2 separate regions of the Homo sapiens genome follow, and region 1 is linked to region 2. A link is a loop called in an ENCODE intact Hi-C map of the cell type or tissue named here. Cell type or tissue: Calu3. All regions are shown on one strand. Links, peaks and the distances in the headings refer to the core of each region. The heading gives the core; the rest is flanking DNA. Region 1 overlaps APH1B (aph-1B gamma-secretase subunit). Region 2 overlaps USP3 (ubiquitin specific peptidase 3).

What was found. Hi-C counts contacts between places; a loop is a spot of excess contacts. Peaks named below come from ENCODE experiments on the same cell type or tissue, not always from the same donor. Only the 100,000 strongest peaks of a DNase experiment are listed, where the experiment ranks them.
Region 1: it touches region 2 in a loop (2.5-fold over the local background); 1 of 110 quality-filtered maps calls a loop at or near these places.

The regions. Positions count from the first base shown.
Region 1 is chr15:63,298,312-63,303,311 of GRCh38, forward strand. It overlaps APH1B (aph-1B gamma-secretase subunit), which reads left to right. Exons shown (of 6, transcript NM_031301.4): 5 at 4,034-4,161. Among named protein-coding and RNA genes, the nearest start is that of APH1B, 23 kb to the left of the region's middle. In Calu3, for the core only: no CTCF peak of the experiment used is centred there; a DNase peak (open chromatin) is centred at 3,010.
Region 2 is chr15:63,544,817-63,560,885 of GRCh38, forward strand. It overlaps USP3 (ubiquitin specific peptidase 3), which reads left to right. Exons shown (of 15, transcript NM_006537.4): 4 at 8,899-8,982; 5 at 11,851-11,932; 6 at 13,290-13,372; 7 at 15,041-15,154. Among named protein-coding and RNA genes, the nearest start is that of FBXL22, 45 kb to the right of the region's middle. RefSeq lists an enhancer at 14,869-15,422. In Calu3, for the core only: no CTCF peak of the experiment used is centred there; a DNase peak (open chromatin) is centred at 8,825.

The DNA.
Region 1 (5,000 bases), core at 1-5,000, 250 kb before region 2:
GTAATCCTCCCACGTCAGCCTCCTGAGTAGCTGAAACTACAGCTGCACACTGCCACGCCTGGCTAATTTTTGTATTTGTTGTAGAGACAGGGTTTTCTTATGTTGCCTAAGCTGGTTTCGAACTCCTGGGCTCAAGTGGTCCACCCACCTCAGCCTCCCAGGTGCTGGGATTATAGGAGTAAGCCACTGTGCCTGGCCAGGAATGCATTTTTAAGACATAGTCAAGTACCCAGGAGACTTGGATATAAATGGTCATTGCTGGCTGCTGTCTCACTTTCTCACCTGATAGTACAACTCACTGAGAACTCTGGCTTATTTGTCTTTGAATCTGTAGACCATAGCACACGGTAGCTACCACATATTAAAAAGATATGGATTGCCAAGCACTGTTTTTCCTTGTAACAGCCCTATGTGGTATTATCCCCATTTTAAAAATAAAGGAAATGGAAGCTCAGAGAGTTTAAATAGCTTGTCCAAAGCCACGCAGTGGAGCTGGGATTCTAACTCAGAACCATCTGACTCTAAAGATAATATATATAATCTTCAGGCCAGGCTGTCTAGGTGCTCAGTAGATTGTGTTGAATGTAAAAAAAAAAAAAAAGGAGGAGGGTAGGTGTTAGGAAATAATTTACGGAGGAGAGGTGGCATTTGAACTGGATTGTAAATAAAAGTAAGATTCGGATGTGGTGAAATGGAGAGGGGTGGTGCTGAGGGGCAGAGTCTTCAGACAAAAGGGATAATCTATTTAAAAAGAAAAAAGAAAACCAGAGGTATAGACAGAGTGAAGAAGAGTTCTGGTTTTCTTCCATAGGATGCAGTTGAAGATAGTAGAGAACATGGTGTCAAGGTAATTGGGGTGTAGATTGTAGAGGTCCTTGAATGCTAGTCTGAGGTGTATGGACTTGACTTTGGAGGCAAAGTCAATCCATCAGACTTCTTAGTAAGAAGGACCAAGAAATATGGACCTAGAATTTGGAAGAAAGTCAGGGCTAATGATGTCTTGAGGATGCTTGCCTAAAACTCACAGTAATGCTCTTTTGGACAAGAGGAGACTGAAACTCCTGTAAATGAGAGAATTTTTGTTGTTTTGTTTTTGTTTTGTTTTGTTTTTGAGATGGAGTCTTGCTCTGTCACCCAGGCTGGAGTGCAGTGGCACTATCTCGGCTCACTGCAAGCTCCGCCTCCCAGGTTCACGCCATTCTCCTGCCTCAGCCTCCCGAGCAGCTGGGACTACAGGTGCCCTCCACCACGCCCGGCTAATTTTTTGTATTTTTAGTACAGACGGGGTTTTACCGTGTTAGCCAGGATGGTCTCGATCTCCTGACCTCGTGATACTCCTGCCTCGGCCTCCCAAAGTGCTGGGATTACAGGTGTGAGCCATCGCGCCCAGCCCCTGAGAGCATTTTTAAATGAACTGTAGGCCTTGACTATAGGAGCATAATTGTGTCTCAGTGTCCCTGGTAAACACTTCTTTCCCCACTCAGTATTGGTCGCAAAGAAAGAACATCCAATTGGAAAAGGCAATCGGGTTTTATTCCCTGGCCAGAAAACGGAGAAGGTGAGCTCTTGTGCTAAATGTACTTTCTCCCCAAGCAGTAGAAGGCATAGGGGGACTAGGTGTGGGGCGGGAAAGGAATGTGAGCATGTATGGGATGGGACTCCAGACGTGAAGGTGCTATCCATGAACATATGCCTTCATATATTATATGTGCATGAAATGGCAGGGATTTTCTTTCAGGGGAGGGAGTTTTAGCATTGTAAAGATATGCTGATGATCTAAATGCAAATAGGAGTCACCTATTCCAGTTTGTGCTGGTTTTGCGAGGTCTTCCTCTGGTATCTGGTCAGGGGTCAAGAAGCTCTGGTGCCATCTCGAGCCATCTGGTTTCTTTAAGCAGCTGTGCCTATTGATAAAGGAACTAAAGAAAAACAGTTAAAAAAAAACAAAAACAAGAACTAAGGACCTTTCCCGGTTATTTCATCAGGGCTGCCCTGGTAACATCAATATTCAGAAAGAATGGCAAACATAAGCTGCCAAACAGATGACACCTTAATGGTGTCATTGCTTTCTCTTGACATTTGATTGTCATCTAGATTCTGAAAAACCCTTAGAAAATGAACACCTTATGATTTCTTTAAAAAATCAGTGTTTCCATTTGTGTCAGTTTCTGTCTTGATCTTTTCTGACACAAAAACTTTAAAACTTAAACTGCACTCCTGGGCATCTTCAGCGGTCTCAGCTCCCCGCCGTCACCAAGCATCTCTCTCCAGGGAGGCCTCCTTTTCCGGGGTCATCACCGGGGTTAAAATACATCACTTTAGCTTCATCTGCCATAGCGTCAAAACTTTGGAAACTGTTTCTCTTCTAATTTAGTTAAAATATCTACCACCGTTTACTGAAATAATTACACGTTTACACCAGATATAACAGCTTTCTTTCATCACAACAGTTACGTCTTTTAGTTTTGCATGTTTTAGAATTCATATCAATGAAATAATACGCATTTTTTCACGATACGGTTTTCTTTTCTACATAACATTAGATTCTTGAGATAATTTATATCGTAGACCATATAGTATTCCATTGTGTGAATAGAGCAGGATTTATTTATCCATTCTGGTAATGATGGACATATTTCATTATTACAGACAGTGCTGACTTAAACTTATATATGCTCCTTGTGCAGATGTGTACGTTTCTCTAGAGCAATGGCTCTGAAACTTGACCGTGCCTCAGAATCACCTGGAGGGCTGTTTAAACACGGATTGCTGGGCTCCCACCCCATTGTTTCTGATTCAGGAAGTGCGGGGTGGGTCCCCATAATTTGGAGTTCTAACAAGTTCCCAGGTGCAGTGATCTATTAATTTCAGAACTAATTGCTTCAGAGTCTAGCTCTAGCTGCAGAATTGCTGGAGTGAAATAGAGAATGCAAATTCCTCTTTAATTTGTAATGCTAGACTGTTTTCCTATCAGCAGTATGAAAGAGAGTTGTCAGACTTGAATTTTTGCCAGTCTGGTGGGTGTTAATGATTTCTTATTATGTGGCTGAAAGAGGAAATCTAGATGCCTTTTTATTTTCCATGTTAACCTTTGCAGAATATATAGGGCTTGCCCACTTTAAATAAAGACTGTTAACCAGTACACAAGATACACAGACAACATACACACAGAGGTAGTGTTCCCCAGAAAAAACCTGGTGGTGCTGATCAAATTCAGTGCCAGTTGCCTAAGAAGCATTGTAGATAATTACTGTGATTTTAAATATTTTTCTTTTCTTTCTTCTTCTTCTTTTTTTTTTTTGCTCTGTTGCCGAGGCTGGAGTACAGTGGCATGATCTCAGCTCACTGCAACTTCCGCCTCCCGGGTTCAAGTAATTCTCCTGCCTGAGCCTCCCGAATAGTTGGGATTACAGGCATGTGCCTCCCGAATAGTTGGGATTACAGGCATGTGCCACCATGCCTGGCTAATTTTTGTATTTTTAGTAGAGCTGGGGTTTCACCATGTTGGCCAGCTGGTCTCAAACTCCTGACTCAAGTGATCTGCCTGCCTCGGCCTCCCAAAGTGCTGGGATTACAGGCATGAGCCAGAGCGCCTGGCCATGATTTTAATATTTTTCCATTGCTCTTTTTCAAAAGGATCCGAGGAAAAATTCCACTTTAGTGAGGAGCCTTGTTTAAACAGAAGATACTCCTTTTCATTGAAGTCTCTCTTTACTCGTGCAGAAGGCTCACTGGGAAAAAGCTGGCTGGACATCACAGTAATTTTATTGTATTCCTCAGGGAAGCTGCCTGAAAGCCAGATCTTAGGCGACCTTTTATTGAACAGGTTTACATTCTAGACAAGAAGCTGTGGCAGTCAGTCCCCTGTTCCGCAGTGTTGCTTTTTGAGTGTGTCAAGGCCCTGTTTCTGTCAGGTGGTGTTAAACTCTCTTGCTGAGGTGTGGTGGACACCCCGAGAGCCCGTGCACAGTGCCAGGGTCCTCAGTGGTTCTGATACCTGTAGGAGTGACACTAATGGTCGGCTCTCTTTCAGCTTTCATGACGCTGGTCATTATCTTGCTGCATGTATTCTGGGGCATTGTATTTTTTGATGGCTGTGAGAAGAAAAAGTGGGGCATCCTCCTTATCGTTCTCCTGACCCACCTGCTGGTGTCAGCCCAGGTGAGTGTTGCCGCCATGCTCAGACTGTATTCTGGAACTCAAGTCTATGTATCTAAAATGGTAAATTCTACTCTAGATGAAATACACGCTCATGAGAACATGAGGAAATTCAGAAAAGCTATTTAAGTGAATGAATGAGTCATGTAAGTCTTACCACAAAAAGACCACCACTATTAATTTTTTGGTGTGTCTTATTGAAATATTTTTTTCCCTGCTGTTTATTTGCAGTGATTTGTCTCTCTCTAACCTAGGTCAGTTTGGAAAACTGTTCATTCTCTGTGACAGCTGCGTGGAAAAGTTGCGTATTCCAGACTCGGCACCATGACTGGACCTTATTCCTAGCTCTCGTATAACACATGTGTCCTTGGCTAGCATATTTTATTTAATATAGTTTTTATCTCTCTCTCTCTGTTTCTAATTAGAGTATGATAATCAAGGATGGGGCCTTATCTTCAATCTTCGTATCCTCAATTCATGGCACATAGTAGGTGGCCAGTAAATGTTGGTGTATATTGAATAGTTGATACTATTCTTTTTAATGATTAAAAGGAAAGAACCTAGGAAGTTTGAAAAGTATATACCAAAATGTTCATAGTAGTTCTCTGTCAGTGGCAGATTTCAGAGAATGATTACATAATTGTTTTATTAAAATAACACACCTACAGAAAAGCACACAAATCAGAAATGTACATCTTGATGAATTTTCACAGTGTGAACACACCTGTGTAACTAGCACCTAGATGAAAATCAAAACATTCTCAGCCCCCAGGAGCCTCCCTGTTCGACCAGTCACTGCCCCCACTGAGGGTGACCATGACGCTGGCTTCAACACCACAGCT
Region 2 (16,069 bases), core at 6,698-11,697:
GGGGTAGGAGATAAGAATATCTAAGCAAGGCTGACATTGTGGGGACCATCAAATACTATACTTAGTTCAGTTACAGATAGCTATGGAATTGAAAGTTTCTCAGGGAAAAGGGAAAAAGATGTACCAAAGGAAATAACCAAAGTATAGAAAAGAATGTTCTTTGAAATGAAGAGAAAAAAGATGAGTTTTTGAGAGTGTATAGAAAGAAAAGTAGCAAGGTTTTAGGCAAGGTTAAATACTAGAAGTTAGAAATAAATCAAAATCTAAAAAGGCATATATAAAGTATAAGTGTAATGAGAAAATTGAGCAGTTTCATTTTTGTTGTTTATTAGTGTCAACAGAATTTGAAATAATTTTCAAGCTGATTTTATTCATTGTTTACCTCCTTAATTATATAATAGAAATAAGTAGCTTGTGTTTCTTATGAAAATTTACCTGCTACTTGATGTATCTTTTTTCAGTGCACGGTAGTAAAATCAGTTGTATATATCCTGTCTAACATCAGTATGCATATTATACTATACTGTACATTTAATTAGGAGTTTATTAGCTGTTGGCTTAAATGAGTTTAAAACTACTTTATGATCACATTTGGCTCAATGAATTTGGATTTGAGACTAATCTTTACATACCCAAGATGATAATGTTACTTGTCTGTCTTAGAAGTAAAGACACCAATATTCTTCTTACCTTCCTTTTTTATATCCTATTTCCTTATCTAACATCTCTAATATGTACCCTAGTACAATTTTCAAGTATTTTGTTTTTTTTTAATGTTCAGTGTACTTACTTTTTCGTAAATACTGCTTTCTTTCTATTAAATATAGTCCTTATCTGACAAAAAGTCCGTCAGAAGTAGAGCTTATCTTTAGGCCAGGCACGGTAGCTCACAACTGTAATCCCAGCACATTGGGAGGCTAAGGCGGGCGGATGGCTTTGAGCCCAAGAGTTCGAGACTAGCCTGAGCAACATGGCGAAAACCCATCTCTACTAAAAATACAAAAACTAGCTGGGCATGGTGGCACGTGTCTGTAGTCTCAGCTACTCGGGAGGCTGAGGTAGGAGTATGGCTTGAGCCCAGGAGACGGAGGTTACAGTGAGTTGAGATCACGCCATTGCACTCCAGCCTGGGTGACAGAGCCAGACCTTGTCTCAAAAAAAAAAAAAAAAAAAAAAAAACAGTAGAGCTCATCTTTTCTTGAAGAGTCATTTAAAATCAGTAAGTAAAAACTTGCTTAGGTATAAATTTTATAGCCTAAAACTTGGTCATATAATGTAGGTAGTTCCTGACTTCTGTTTATTACATGAAGTCCTGTGTATATGAAGATGCTGAGCCTGGACCTCCTCTCCTAGAGGCCAGTCAGATTATCTGAATCCTGCCTAGGCCTCTCCTGTCAGTTTCTCAGTGCCAGTAGTATATAAATAAGAAAGGAGAAATCGAGCTTTTTCAAATACTATGGATTTCAGCTACATTTTGGGAAACATGTATTTCTACCTAGAACGTTTAACTGTGTTTTGTAACATTTATTTCAAAGCAGGATATGCATTCTAGGCTTCAGAGGACCAATCTACACGTTTTTGAAACACAACCTATGAGTTACGTACTTTTTTGTACCACTTATTCTGGCATAATCTTCTTGAAGGGAAAATTAAGAAGAGTGACTAAATTTTTTTCCCAGTGTCTGAGGTATGCATAATTCTGACCAAAAAGCTTCAATACAACTGTAGCGAATCAAGAAAAGATTTTTAGAACTTTTAAATCCATCTGTTTGCCTTTATTTTATTTTATTTTATTTTTTGTGAGATGGAGTCTTGCTCTGTCGCCCAGGCTGGAATGCAGTGGCCTGATCTCAGCTCACTGCAAGCTCCACCTCCCGGGTTCACGCCATTCTCCTGCCTCAGCCTCCCGAGTAGCTGGGACTACAGGTGCCCGCCACCATGCCCGGCTAATTTTTTGGGTGGGGGGTATTTTTAGTAGAGACGGGGTTTCACCATGTTAGCCAGGATGGTCTCAGTCTCCTGACCTCGTGATCTGCCCACCTTGGACTCCCAAAGTGATGGGATTACAGGCGTGAGCCACCGCGTCCAGCCAATCTGTTTGCCTTTTTAAACACCAATATTAGTGGGACAATTTCCAGTTTGAAAGCTGTGTCTCATCTGAAGACTAAAGCAACCCGGTAACATTTACATTTTCATTTATTTGCCACCTTTGCTACTTATTTTCTTTTGACCTCTGACCACAGAGGAAAAAGAAATCAAACCAGGGGAATCTAGGTAGCTAGAGAGGAATGTGCTGTGAGGCTAGTTACACAGAGGAAGGAAACTAACATTTACTAATCCTCTGCCACGTTGACAGGCACTCTCACCTTAGAAGTTTTGACCTGTGGAAGCAGCTGTTTTCCTTAAAGAATAGCGGTAACAACAATCATAGTAATATATACAACTTGTATAATATGAAATTCAAACAGTAGAAAAACGAAAGTTACATTCTTGAAATAAATGTCCCTCTTAGTGACTGACTATAGGAACACCTAGAATTGGCTCTTGAGAAATAGAGATAGTTGTAAAAACCTAAAAAAAAAATTTTTAAACCAGTGAAAAACAAATCCAGCCAAAATAAAATTGAGTTATGGCCGGGCATAGTGGCTCAGTCTTGTAATCCTAGCATTTTGGAAGGCTGAGGTGGGAGGATTGCTTGAGCTCAGGAATTTGAGACCAGCCAGGGCAACATAGTGAGACCCTGCCACTACAAAAGTAAAAAAAAATAGCCAGGCATGGTCGCTCATGCGTGTAGTCACAGCTACTTGGTAGGCTGAGGCAGGAGGATCGCTTGAGTCCAGGAGGTCAAGGCTGCAGTGAGCTGTGATCTGTGATAGCATTGCTGCAGAGCAAGACCCTGTCTCAATAGAGAGAGAGAGAGAGAGAGAGGGAGGGAGGGAGGGAGGGAGAGAGAGAGAGAGAGAGAGAGAGAGAGAGAGAGAGAGGCATAGAGAGAGGCATAGAGAGAGAGAGAGAGAGAGGGAGGGAGGGAGAGAGAGAGAGAGAGGCATAGAGAGAGAGAGAGAGAGAGAGAGAGAGAGGCATAGAGAGAGGCATATAGTGGCTCATGCCTGTAAGCCCAGCACTTTGGGAAGCAGAGTTAAACAATTAGCCAAGCATGGTAGCGTGCCTGCAGTCCCAACTACTTGGGAGGCTGAGGTGGGAGGATCACTTGAGCCAGGGAGACGGAGGTTGCAGTGAGCTGAGATGGGGCCACTGCAATCCAGCCTGGGTGACAGAATGAGACCCTGTCTCAAAAAAATAAATATAGTTACAAAAAACTAAAAAAAAATCTTAGAGACAGGGTCTCTGTCACCCAGCTGGAGTGTAGTGATGTGATCACAGCTCACTGCAGCCTCCAACTCCTGAGTTCAAGTGATCTTCCCACCTCAGCCTCCCAAGGAGCTGGGAGGCATTACAGGTGCACACCATCATGCTTGGCTATTTATTTATTTATTATTTTATTTTTGCTTTGTTTTTTTTGGGGGGGGACAGAGTCTCACTCTGTTGCCCAGGCTGGAGTGCAGTAGCACGATCTCAGCTTACTGCAGCCTCCGCCTCCTAGGTTCAAGCGATTCTCCTGCCTCAGCTTCCCGAGTAGCTGGGATTACAGGCACACGCTACAACTCCTGGCTAATTTTTGTATTTTTTTAGTAGAGACAGGGTTTCACCATGTTGGTCAGGCTGATCGCGAACTCCTGACCTCAGGTGATCCACCCACCTTGGCCTCCCAAAGTGCTGGGATTATAGGCGTGAGCCACCTTGCCCAGGGAATTTTTTATTTTTTAATTTTCATAAAGATGGAGTCTTGCTATGTTGCCCAGGCTGGCCTAAAATTGAGTTCTTTTTTCTTTCTTTTTTTGAGACAAGAGTCTGACTTTATTGCCTAGTGGAGTGGCATGATCTCTGCTCACTGCAACCTCTGTCTCCCGGGTTCAGGCAATTCTCATGCCTCAACCTCCTGAGTAGCTGGGATTACAGACACATGCCACCACGCCCGACTATAAAATTGAGTTCTTATAGTTCAATAAAGTTAATTTATTATCTCTTTATGCTAGTATTATAGAATTTTGGAGCAGGTAGTATCTTAGATTCCCTACATTAGCAGTGTTATATAAAAGAGAAATAATTCAAGTCACATATGTAATTTAAAATATTTTAGTAGCCATATTAAAAAAGCAAAAAGAAACAGGTGAAATTACTTTTGATTGTACATTTTTTTAACCCAGTATATCAGAAATACTGTGTCAACATGTAATCAATGTAAAATTATTAGAGATAGTTTGCACTTTTTTATATGAAATCCTTGAAATCCATTGTGTATTTTACAATTTTAAGTACATCTCAACTCGTGAAGTTTTGATAAAAAATATTTGATCTGTATTTAGATTCATAAAAATTGCAGTTAAAAAAGTAGATTCACACTGTTTTAAACATTGTTTTCCAATAAATGGAGTACCAAACAGTTTTTCTCCAGTATTTGTATCTGTATTGAGAAAAATTACTCTTTTAAGAATAATTGATTTGACTCAGAAGAAGTGCAGCACTGTCAAAATATCCATGCAGGTTAATAAGTCCACTAACACTTGTGAAAACTTCTTATTATCAACGTCAAATTCAGAGGGGCATCATATAAATCGAAAATCAACTCTAAGTTTATCCAAATCAACAAAGCGTTTGTTGTATTTTTTTTCATAGGTTTTGCAGCCACTTTACACAGTGCTGGGCTGCTGCATGTTAATTCATGTTGAAAAATGTGTACGATCATTGATTTGTATTATAAAAATCTTCAATTTTAACGTAAATTGTTATACCTGTCTAGCTAGGTCATGAATAAGCTTTTTCTCTCCTTGGATCTTCAAATCTAGCTAATTGATATGCATTGTGATATAGGGGTAACAATGTAAATCACACTGAGATTTCTAAAAATCTATTCCTGGTTTACTCTTTGATTGTCGAATATTGGCAAGCATTTCTTTTGTTTTGAGAAAATCTGAATTAGAGTTAACAGAATTGTAAATCTTTGCAAAACTCTTCCTTGACTCAAGCAACCAACATTAGCTAATAATGTGGTCATTAAATTCACTGTCTTCTATTTCTTTTAACAGTTCCATAAACTGGTGATGATTTAGAGCATTTGTGCATATGTACTGAACAATTTTTGGGTCTTTTTGAGACGTAGTCTAGCTCTTTTGCCAGGCTGGAGTGCACTGGAGTGCAGTGGCATGATCTCAGCTCACTGCAACCTCCGCCTCCTTGGTTCAAGCGATTCTCCTGCCTCAGCCTCCTGAGTAGCTGGAACTACAGGCGTGTGCCACCACGCCAAGCTAATTTTTGTATTTTTAGAAGAGAGAGGGTTTCACCATGTTGGCCAGAATGGTCTTGATCTCTTTACCTTGTGATCCACCCAGCTCGGCCTCCCAAAGTGCTGGGATTACAGGGATAAGCCACCATGCCCGGCCTGAACAATTTTAATAGCTGCTTCCATGATACAGTCTGCCTTAGGGCACAAATATTTGCATTGTGTTTCCCACAGCAGAAAAAATAAGAGAAATAAATCCAACAAATACTGATGTTGGAACACTGTCTTGCTGGAAACTGACTTTTTTATATCTAGCTGAGAGTTACAGATGTAGAGAATTCAAAAATATCTACAACATAAGATCAGTTTTTAAATTTAAGGCTGCAAATAGATGAAGACATTTCTCTGTAAATTTGAAGGTCATTTGAGACAAATATACCCATAGTATTAATTAGGCATTATCTCTTCTAAAATTCATCTAAAGCTAAAAATACTTGTAACTTTTCAAATGCTGACTTAATTGGTCTTTAATATTGTTAGAAGGGACTTTTATTCACTGACAGTTGCTTGGTGTCTCAAAGATTTTTCACTTTCCGTAAAATATCTTTTTAACTTTTTTCCTCATAATTTAAAAATATAATTTCCTTAACTGAAATAATTTAATTTTTCATCTCATCACCTTAAAATTGTTTTCTACATTGAACAAGAATCTGAACTAGTCAGGCGCGGTGGCTCACACCTGTAATCTCAGCACTTTGGGAGGCTGAGGTGGGAGGATCGCTTGAGGCCAGGAATTTGAGACCAGGCTGGGAAACAGAATACCCTGGCTGTATTTTTAAAAAATAAAGAAAAAAATAATCCAAGCTGTTTTATAGCTGGCCACTTACAAGCTCAAGTTCTGTAAAATCTTCAGGAATGTTTTTGTTTTACATTTAATTCTGATTTCACTGATTGTGACTAATTTTATCAATTATTTTTTGACTGAAGCCAGTTCATATTAAATTGAAATGCATTTGCTGAAAATGTCTCTTAACTGTTGTTTATTATCTTAAAACTCTTTTTTTACCCAGCAGCTTTTTAACTTTGCTCTGCTGCAGCAAATCGCAATTGCCATTCTTTGTGAAATTTGTGACATACCTTGTTGAGTCTTTTTTCTTTTCATTTGATTCTTTCTCAGCAGTATACCTGCATTTGAAAGTAAAAATTTTTCTATTTTTAATTTTTAAGCTAAAAAAATTTAATTATAAAATAATTAAAATAAGTATTTTAATTTAATTGCCAATTATGATTTACATAGGTCACCATAACTCATGGTATCTGCATAAAATGTTCAAATAAACAATTACAATGCTACATTGTTGCATAGAAAAATCATAGAAAAATCACTTGAACTGACTCATTCTGTTGATACAAACTAGATTGGTGATACGCTTTTGGGTAATGCTAGAAATGACATGTTTACCCAGCTGTGCACTCCCACATATCTTGCACAATTTAATAATAAAAGCAAAAGACAATCCTACCAAACTATAACATTGTGCTTAATGGTAAAAGATTTTACACTGCTTCAGTTATTAAGAATTTATATTAATTAAAAGTTTTAAAAATAAAAATTGTATTCCTCAGTTGCAGTAGCCACATTTGCACAGCTCTGGAGTCTAGATCAACTTACTTTGGTGATAAAAGGGTAGAGAGGCAAAGCTGCTGGACCCAACTGGCCTGGAAGAACAGAGCAAGTCCGTAAATGAGTCTGTACTTTAACAAACGTAATTTTATGACCAAGGCTGACTTCATGTTATACCAGAAAGGATTACCTTAATAAGAAATAAATCAGTTATTTAATTTACTTTGAAATAATTTATTTGTTTAAACAACCACTTATTTGTGGCAGTTAGAGGTTCAGTTTTCAATTAGATATTAATGGCATCGTGTAAATATAGAAAAAGTGATCTGAGTTTGCTCTTAAGACTTCACTTTCCAGATAAATGCTAGCATTTCGAGTTTTGGACACTGAGGATTGTTTTATTCAAACTACATGCATAAATTTATGCAAACATAAAATAAAAATGTAAGCAGAAATTCGAGTAGAGTAGCAATACAATTTCATTCTTCAGTGAATGCTTAAGGTTTATAGAGGTACCAAATGCCCTAAGCCCAAATTTACAGACAAAGTAGATCTTATCCTCTTAATATTTATGCCGAGAAGGAGCAAAAAATTAAAACTTTTCACTAATTTAATTTCTTTATGTAGTTGTTATAGGACCAATGAAGAATTTTTTCTCCTGCTGGTAGTACTTTGATAATAGAAAATGGTCCAGGATATAAAAGACTGCTTTTGCTCTTTGTGGAAATGTTGGGAATTGACTTTAGACGCTCGGAGAATATGTTAGAGAAATCTTGATTGACTGCCTGGGTGATCAGTTAATGAGAGTGTGTGTTAAATAATTACATATATAACATTGTAGTGACAGTTTTGAGAAGCATTCACTTAAAATTTTCATTTCTCTGAATAAAAGACACAAGCATGCTTTTTTGTGTAATCTTCTAAAATTACTTTTCCCCACCCCTTTCTCTCTCTTTCTTTCTCCCTCTTTTTAATAAAATGGTTTTCAGATATGTTTTTGGAATCTGCTAGAGATGACCTAATTTTTACTAACTGCTGTGCTTTCAAAGTTTTGTTTGCTCAGAATGGCAGTGTTATTTTTATTATTCTTTGATAGTAATAACAAATGGTTTCATGCAAAGCATATTCAAAATAATATCTTAGTGCCAGCTTGTAAATTGTTTTTGTTAAAATTGGCCTTATCCCAGGAAAAAATTAAATGCTAATGTGAACAAGTTAAAGTTTATATTATGTGTGATTTCTTACATTATTTGCTTTTTGACTTATAAAACACACAGAGTATCGGTTTTTAAATATAGCTTAAATATTTTTCTTCAAAGCACTTATCAGTTGCCTGAATGATATAGCCACTATTTTATACTTTTGTTTTGTAGTGCCTCAGAGTGAAAGAGCATTCTTCTCAGCTCATCTGAATTCAAGCTATTTTAATTAAATTATGTTTAAAATGTGCAGCTTTAACTTTAGTTTTTCTATTCAGATATCCCTACAGGTTAATTACCTCTTCCCTGCTTTTCACTTAAATCTCTCCTTCCCCCAATTCCCCATTAATTTGGGTTGGGAAGTGTCAACTTAAAGCTTTAGGCTTAATGCTACATGAAAAGACTCGGTGCTTTTTATTTCATTTTCCATGTATTAGGCACCACTAAAAAGAATGTAACACATGTAGCAGCTTATTTCATTTTCAAAGGAGGAATTGAAGAGCTTTTGAGTAAAAAACGTGAAAAGAAGCTCATGTTCATTGCCTACGTGGCTTTTAAAAAAGACTCTTGAAAAACATTCCATTGTGAATTCCAGGTCCTCTTTAAACTTACCACCAGCAGTAACTGCCTGCAGAGCCATGTGATCATCTTGGCAACAGCCAGACCTTTTAGTGATTTCATTACTGTGGTTTCCTCAAGCTCTTTACACACATTGATTAATATTTTCCTTGCAGTTATCGCTGTGATGATTTTGTGGTTAATGACACCAAGCTGGGACTGGTACAGAAAGTCAGAGAACACTTACAGAACTTGGAAAAGTAAGTAATAGGCCTTTGGAAAAAGAAGGGCCTAAGAATGGGGTTGAGGAGTCTTTTAGAATTTTTGAGTGGGGTTTTTGTTGATGAGTTTAATAACTTCATGTTTATAATATGATTGAAATGTTAATAAAATAAACCTTGGCTTTGGATAGCTAAAACTTGGCCCATAGTTAATGGTCATAGCTGTGCATTTATTTTATTTAATATTTGTCATAAACCATATCCAAGGTCCCAAGAGCCTCTTTAAAAAATATTACCCAACAATTTATAAGCTACTCAATTTATTTTGAGGGTACAAGAAAAGGGCAGAAAAAGGTGTGAAATCATCATAGAGTTACTTTTGATAATAGAAAACCCCTGTCAAATGTATTATGAGGTCTACTAGGAAGCACTATGATTTATGCATCATTTTTAAGGGAAATTAGGTTTAATGAACATATTGTCCACTTTGCATCTATACAGTGGCACAGGATCCTAGTTTCTTCCTTGCTTGTTAGGGGCAGTTAAATATCAGTTGACATTACAAGGAGCTATGAATACTTTGTCATCATAAAGAAATGAAACTATTTATATGTGAACAGACTTTTATTGGTATAGTCAAATAGTTAGATAAAACTCACTGGACCCGAAATTGAAGCAATAAACAGAAACCCAGCTAGCCATGCCTTTGAAGCTACAGTGGATAGAAGCATGGCTCTGGAATGACTGCTGACTCAAGTGAAATCTCTGTACATCACACCAAATCATTAAGCGCCATCTAATTTATTTTGGCAGTTGATGTGTAGAAGGTATTGTGAAAACATCCACAAAGCAGGAGTCCCTTAGCAAACTTAAGTGTAAAGCCCATAGAATGTTTGAAAATTGCATACTGAAAAGAAATAACCTAACTTCTTTGAGGGCAGTACTGTGTAGTGTTTGTTAAAACCACAGACATTATGTATGTCTCATTGACTAACTAGATGATAAAGCCAATACTGGAAGAATAATGATTTCTTTAAATCTAAACCAATTAAAGTACTTCAGGTTTAAGTACTTCTTGGTTTGTCATCTTTTGGCTCTTTTTCAGAGTACTTCTCTTCTAATTTGATGAGTCCTATCTAGGATTAGAGACAGATACACACAGATCCAAAATATTTAATTTTCTCTGAAACTGTTCACAATAAACATGAAGTCTGAGATTCCTGAAGGAATGTATGTAGTATCACTCTTTGGTGTGGTGATGTCCTTCACCCTCTCAGTCTGAAATAATCAGAACTAAGTCAAAGGGAAAAGAGGGCATTTGAGAACCTGCATGCATTTATACAGTTAAAAAATCTTTTCTTTCCATTGATCACTTCATCAGATGAAAGGTGTCACAGACCACCTGTCTACATGTCTGCTTGGCTCCATGAAAAATCTACCTTACAGCCCATTTCCTATGTTGAAAAACATTACCTAGATTCATTTTTGTGTTTTGCAAACATTGGTTTAATCTGTAGTGGAATTTAGAAACTACGATCATATTTGTGTTTTACTTAACTTTCGACTATTCCGCATGCCCCGTGGAGCAGCACTGTCCAGCAGAACTTTCTGCAGTGACAGAAATGTTCTCCATCCACTCTAATATGGTAACACTAGCCATACTTGAAAAGTGGCTAGTGCAACTGAGACACTGAATTTTAAACTTCAAGTTTAATTAATTTAAATAGCCACATGGAGTGAGTGGCTACTATATTAGATAGCATGGATCTAGAAGATTCTGCATTTTGAGAGTCACTGAGGATAAAATTTAGTAACTTACATTTTTAAAAGGTGAAATGCCTTATTTATATAGGTTACAACTGAAAATGAACTCTTAGGCATTGTCATAAAGAGCATATATACTATGCTTGTGGTTTACCTTCCCCACTTCACAGAATTTGTGAAGGAATAGTTGAACACTATAGAGTATGGAATTGGTCTCTTCATCTTGTGGCTACCAGTACTGTAAGAGAGAGACACACAGTTCTGAAGAACATTTTGAGGTTTGAAGCAACTGTCACTAGTTCTGATGTTTCAAAGACATAATTCATGTGGAAATTCTGTAAGAAAAAAATAATTATTTACTTTGGATGAACTGGGTACTTTTAGAAGGTGGGAGAGAATTGGCGGCCTTAAAAGTCTGTGTTGTTTAACCATAATTTTTACTTCCTTTAGATTAATTTGCCTGAGACATAAAATTTTAAAGTGACCTTTTGAAAATAGAAATAACTTTCTGATAAATTTTAAGCAAAATATTTCTTACATCAAGAAAAATTTTGAGTGATTTTAATTCAGAATTTCCTCACTAATAAGGATGTGTTTTAGAATGTCCTTTGGAGCGTAGCTGCATCTAATGAATGTACATGTGCCTGTATTCCTGTAACTTATTTATCATTCCTCAAACTCAGATCATATCATCATCTATTAAGACAAATGAGCAAAACATGGCATCTTTATTGAAATTAAGAAAGAAATAGCATATGGAGACTTACTGTTAAATTTCAGAACAGTAGTATCAGACCAGGGTTTTCCTTTTCTTGTGAGGAATGAACCTTCTGGTCTGTGAAGCTTCGCAGTCAGTCAGACTGTGAGAGTGGTGGTGGGGAGTGTCCCACGGGCTGCATCTTCCCGGCCAGCTTTGCCAGGAGCAGTGTCCAGCCCACCTCTGCTGGAGGAGCAATGGGGATTTCCAAGGAAGTAGAGCTCCTCGGTTAACTTCAAATACGTGTGGGCCCCAGTAGGCCTGACGAAGCAGTCAGGGAGGTCTCCATGCCCTAGGTGTTGAGGGCAGCTGGAGTTTATTCTTTCACCTGTGGTGTAGCATGCATATATTAATAACTTTTTCACTATCTGTTTGTGTTTTAATAGCTCAGCTTTCACAGCTGACAGGCATAAGAAAAGAAAACTTTTGGAAAACTCAACACTAAACAGCAAGTTATTAAAAGTAAATGTAAGTAATTAAAATTTATTCAAATATAAGAGTTAGTTGAGATTTAATCACTGTTTTGTTACAACTCTAACATGTAATGTTACCTGTTACAGACTTTTATAAATGTGTGTCTTGGATTTGGAGTATTTTACACAATGTTTGCCACCTGTACTGTCGATTGTTGCCGTGACCCCAGTGAGTCCATCTGTCAGCACCTTCTTCCCATCAGCGTTACTGCTGTGCTCCTCTTCCCTAGAAAACAGTTCACTCTTAATACTTGCTCACACTCCTTCGTCATCAGAAAACCCAGCCTTTGTTTTTAAGACTAAGTCTTTAGCTTCAGGCGGCTTTTCCTTTTTTTGAGATGGAGTCCCACTCCGTAGCCCAGGCTGGAGTACAGTGGCGCAGTCTCGGCTCACTGGAACCTCTGCCTCCCAGGCTGAAGTGATTCTCCTGCCACAGCCTCCCAAGGGGGTGGGACAACAGGTGTACACCACCACGCCTGGCTAATTTTTGTACTTTTATTTTGTTTTTGTTTTTGTTTTTTTTTTTTGAGATGGAGTCTCACTCTGTCACCCAGGCTGGAGTGCAGTGGCACAATCTTGGCCCATTGCAACCTCAGCCTCCTGGGTTCAAGCAATTCTCCTGCCTCAACCTCCCAAGTAGCTGGGATTACAGGCACACGCCACCACGCCCGGCTAACTTTTTCTGTTTTAGTAGAGACGGAGTTTCACCGTGTTGCTCAGGCTGGTCTCGAACTCCTGAGCTCAGGCAATCCACCCACCTCAGCTTCCCAAAGTGCTAGGAGTACAGGCATGAGCCACCACACCCAGCCTTTTTGTATTTTTAGTAGAGACGGAGTTTCGCCATGTTGGCGGCCTGTCTTGAGGCGCCTGGCCTCAGGCAGCTTTTCAAGATTCATATCCCATTGTTAGGAAAACGTGTATTGGTCGTTTATGTATGGCTTAGAGTTAAAAGTTTGGGGACAAAAATACTTGGGGTGTATATATTTATATTTTTTCCATTTCTCTTAGTTTTTATAGAATCTTAAAAAGGCATTAAGTCTTAAATGTTATTTTAAGGATTTCCTGTTTTTTGCATTGTGTACTCCATGGTACTCATTAATGGTGATTTCCTCATAAGCTTTCAATAAGATACTTCTATTTAGAACAATCCCAGGATCAGAAACAGCCTTCTAAAAATATCCAGACATTTATACAGAGACTAGAGAGTTTGTTTGAAATATTCATTGGACAGAAAAGGACCAATTCCAAATTGGCTTGGTGCTAGATTTCAGAGGCCTTTCCTTAGCTTTGATGTTTGAAACAGTTGGCCTTCCCTTGGCATTACTGATGGCCTCTTCTTGCACCACTTACAGGGAAGCACCACTGCCATTTGTGCCACAGGCCTTCGGAATTTGGGGAACACATGTTTCATGAATGCCATCCTTCAGTCACTCAGGTAACGCTACAGTCAGAGCTTAAGTGTCTGACATTAAAGGTTAAGAGCACGGGCTCTGGCTCCCTATCTCGTCTGCCACTAACTCTAGTCATATGGTTTGGAGCAAGATACCTTAATTTCCTGTGCTTTTGTTTCCTCATCAGTAAAATTGGGGACAGTAGTTCCTACCTCATGGGGTAGTTGGGAAGATTGAATAATGTAATTTGTCTAAAGTACTTAGAGCAGTGTCCTGCAGTGAATAGTTGTTTGCGGTTATTTCCGGTTGCTTTTTGAATAGGCTAGAACTGAGGTCAGCAAACTTTTTCTGTGAAAGGCCTGATAGTAAACATTTTAGTATTTCAGGCTACAGTCTCTCTCAGATATCCCCCACCCCCCCGCTCTTTATTAAAACAACACTTTAGGGCCAGGTGCAGTGGCTCAGGCCTGTAATCCCACCAGCACTTTGGGAGGCTGAGGCGGGCAGATCACCTAAAGTCAGGAGTTTGAGACCAGCCTGGCCAACATAGTGAAACCCCATCTCTACTAAAAATACAAAAATTAGCTGGGCGTGGTGGCATGCGCCTCTAGTCCCAGCTGCTTGGGAGGCTGAGGCAGGAGAATCGCTTGAACCCAGGAGGTGGAAGTTGCAGTGAGCCAAGATGGCGCCACTACACTCCAGCCTGGGTGACAAAGCGAGACCCTGTCTCAAAAATAAATAAATTAATTAATTAATTAAATAAAACAACACTTTAAAAATTTAAAACTCGCTTTAAGAGCTGCCTGGTGGAGGGCTAGATTTGGCCTGTGGGCTACAGTTTGCAGACCCCTGGGTTACAGAGAGCCTTGTTCAGAGAGCTTATTTCAGTCATTAGTTAAGTTTTAACCCATTTATGTCAGAGGTTGCAATTTTTCTGTATGAAAAATCAGACGTTGGTGATGACCTCGATCAGTAAGATATAAATAACTCCCAGAAGCTTAGCGTTCCAATAATGGAACACTAGGCATAAATGGGTTAATCAAGGTCATAAGATGAGATGTCTTCAAAATATGAGACAAGTAGTAAAAATAAAATAGTCAACAAGGCTGACTTAAGTTTTGTAGAATAAATTATTTTGAAAGTTGCATACTTTTAGATTTTAATGAGACATCAAAGGCCAGAATAAATGATCTTCCCAAGGTTACATTGCTGATAAGAAGCAGAAGGCATATTTGATCTCTCCTGGAAGGCACTGCCTCTTAGCTTATCTCTTCTTGCTCAAAGAGGAAATTATAATTACTACTGAATTCTCCTTAGGATTCTGTATAGTGTATCAAAATAATATGGTCGGTTTCATGGTTTGTTTTTATTTGAGGAAATTATTGAATAACTGGAAACAAGCAACCGAAAAGAAAGAAATGGTGACTACCTATAGCTGGAGGGAGAATTGGGGATTTTTTTGAAAAGAGATTTTGTTTTCAGCTCTTTGTTTTTTGTTTTTGTTTTTTTACAAAGTCATCTGTCTATACTGTTTTCTTAGAGAGAAGGAAAAATCATAATGAAGAATCTGAATGCAAGAGATTGCACTGAGTACAGTTTAAATGAGACAATTGAAAAATGGCAGTTTCAAAATGTATATGTAGGCTTCATCAACTTTCTTTACAGTCCTATTCTTTTCTTTTTAAAATATTTTTCCCTTCCTTTTAAAATAGTAACATTGAGCAGTTTTGCTGTTATTTCAAAGAACTGCCCGCCGTGGAGTTAAGGAATGGGAAAACAGCAGGAAGGCGGACATACCACACCAGGAGCCAAGGGGATAACAATGTGTGAGTTATAAGAGTATGTCCTTTCTGGCTTTGAGTTACAAAACAAATTACTTTCACTGGTGGTTTCCATTGTACTAAGTGAGCTAACAGGCACATGCCTTAAAAAAAATCTTCTAAAAATTGTGTTTAAATATCTAGTTAGCAATCTTAATAATTGTTGGAATTCCGGCCGGGTGTGGTGGCTCACGCCTGTTATCCCAGCACTTTGGGATGCTGAGGCGGGTGGATCACCTGAGGTCAGTCAAGACCAGCCTGGTCAACATGGTGAAACCCCATCTCTACTAAATATACAAAAATTAGCCGGGCATGGTGGCGGGTACCTGTAATCCCAGCTACTCGGGAGGCTGAGGCAGGAGAATCGCTTGAACCCAAGAGGCAGAGGTTGCGGTGAGCCGAGATCGCGCCACTGCCCTCCAGCCTAGGTGACAGGGCGAGACTCCATCTCAAAAAAAAAAAAAAAAATTGTTGGGATTCCTTTATTTACCGTAACAGGAGGGATAAATTTAGCATTCTACTTATTGACTCTGCAGATTTGGGCATTCTAGAATTGGCATCTAGATATGAAGTGCAGTTCTAGGTGTAGATGACTATGAATCTCATTAGTCCATGTGAGTTGATTTGTCCGACAGTGTTAGGTAAACCTGTCTTGGATACTGAAATTAATTTGTAGTCAACAGATTAGTTGTGGGGGAATAAAGTCAATTTTTGGTTGATACGGAGAGGGGGGGAAGAAAACGGACAAGTGCTCATTAAGAACCAATCCTGTATCCTCATTTGGTGTAGACCTCCCTTATTTGTGGTTCAGAAGATCTTTCATTATGACAATTGTAGTGAGCACATTTTTCATAACTTTACAGCTCTTTTTCAGAAGGACTGTGACTCGTACTCCTTATATATTTAATGTTTTCTCTGTCT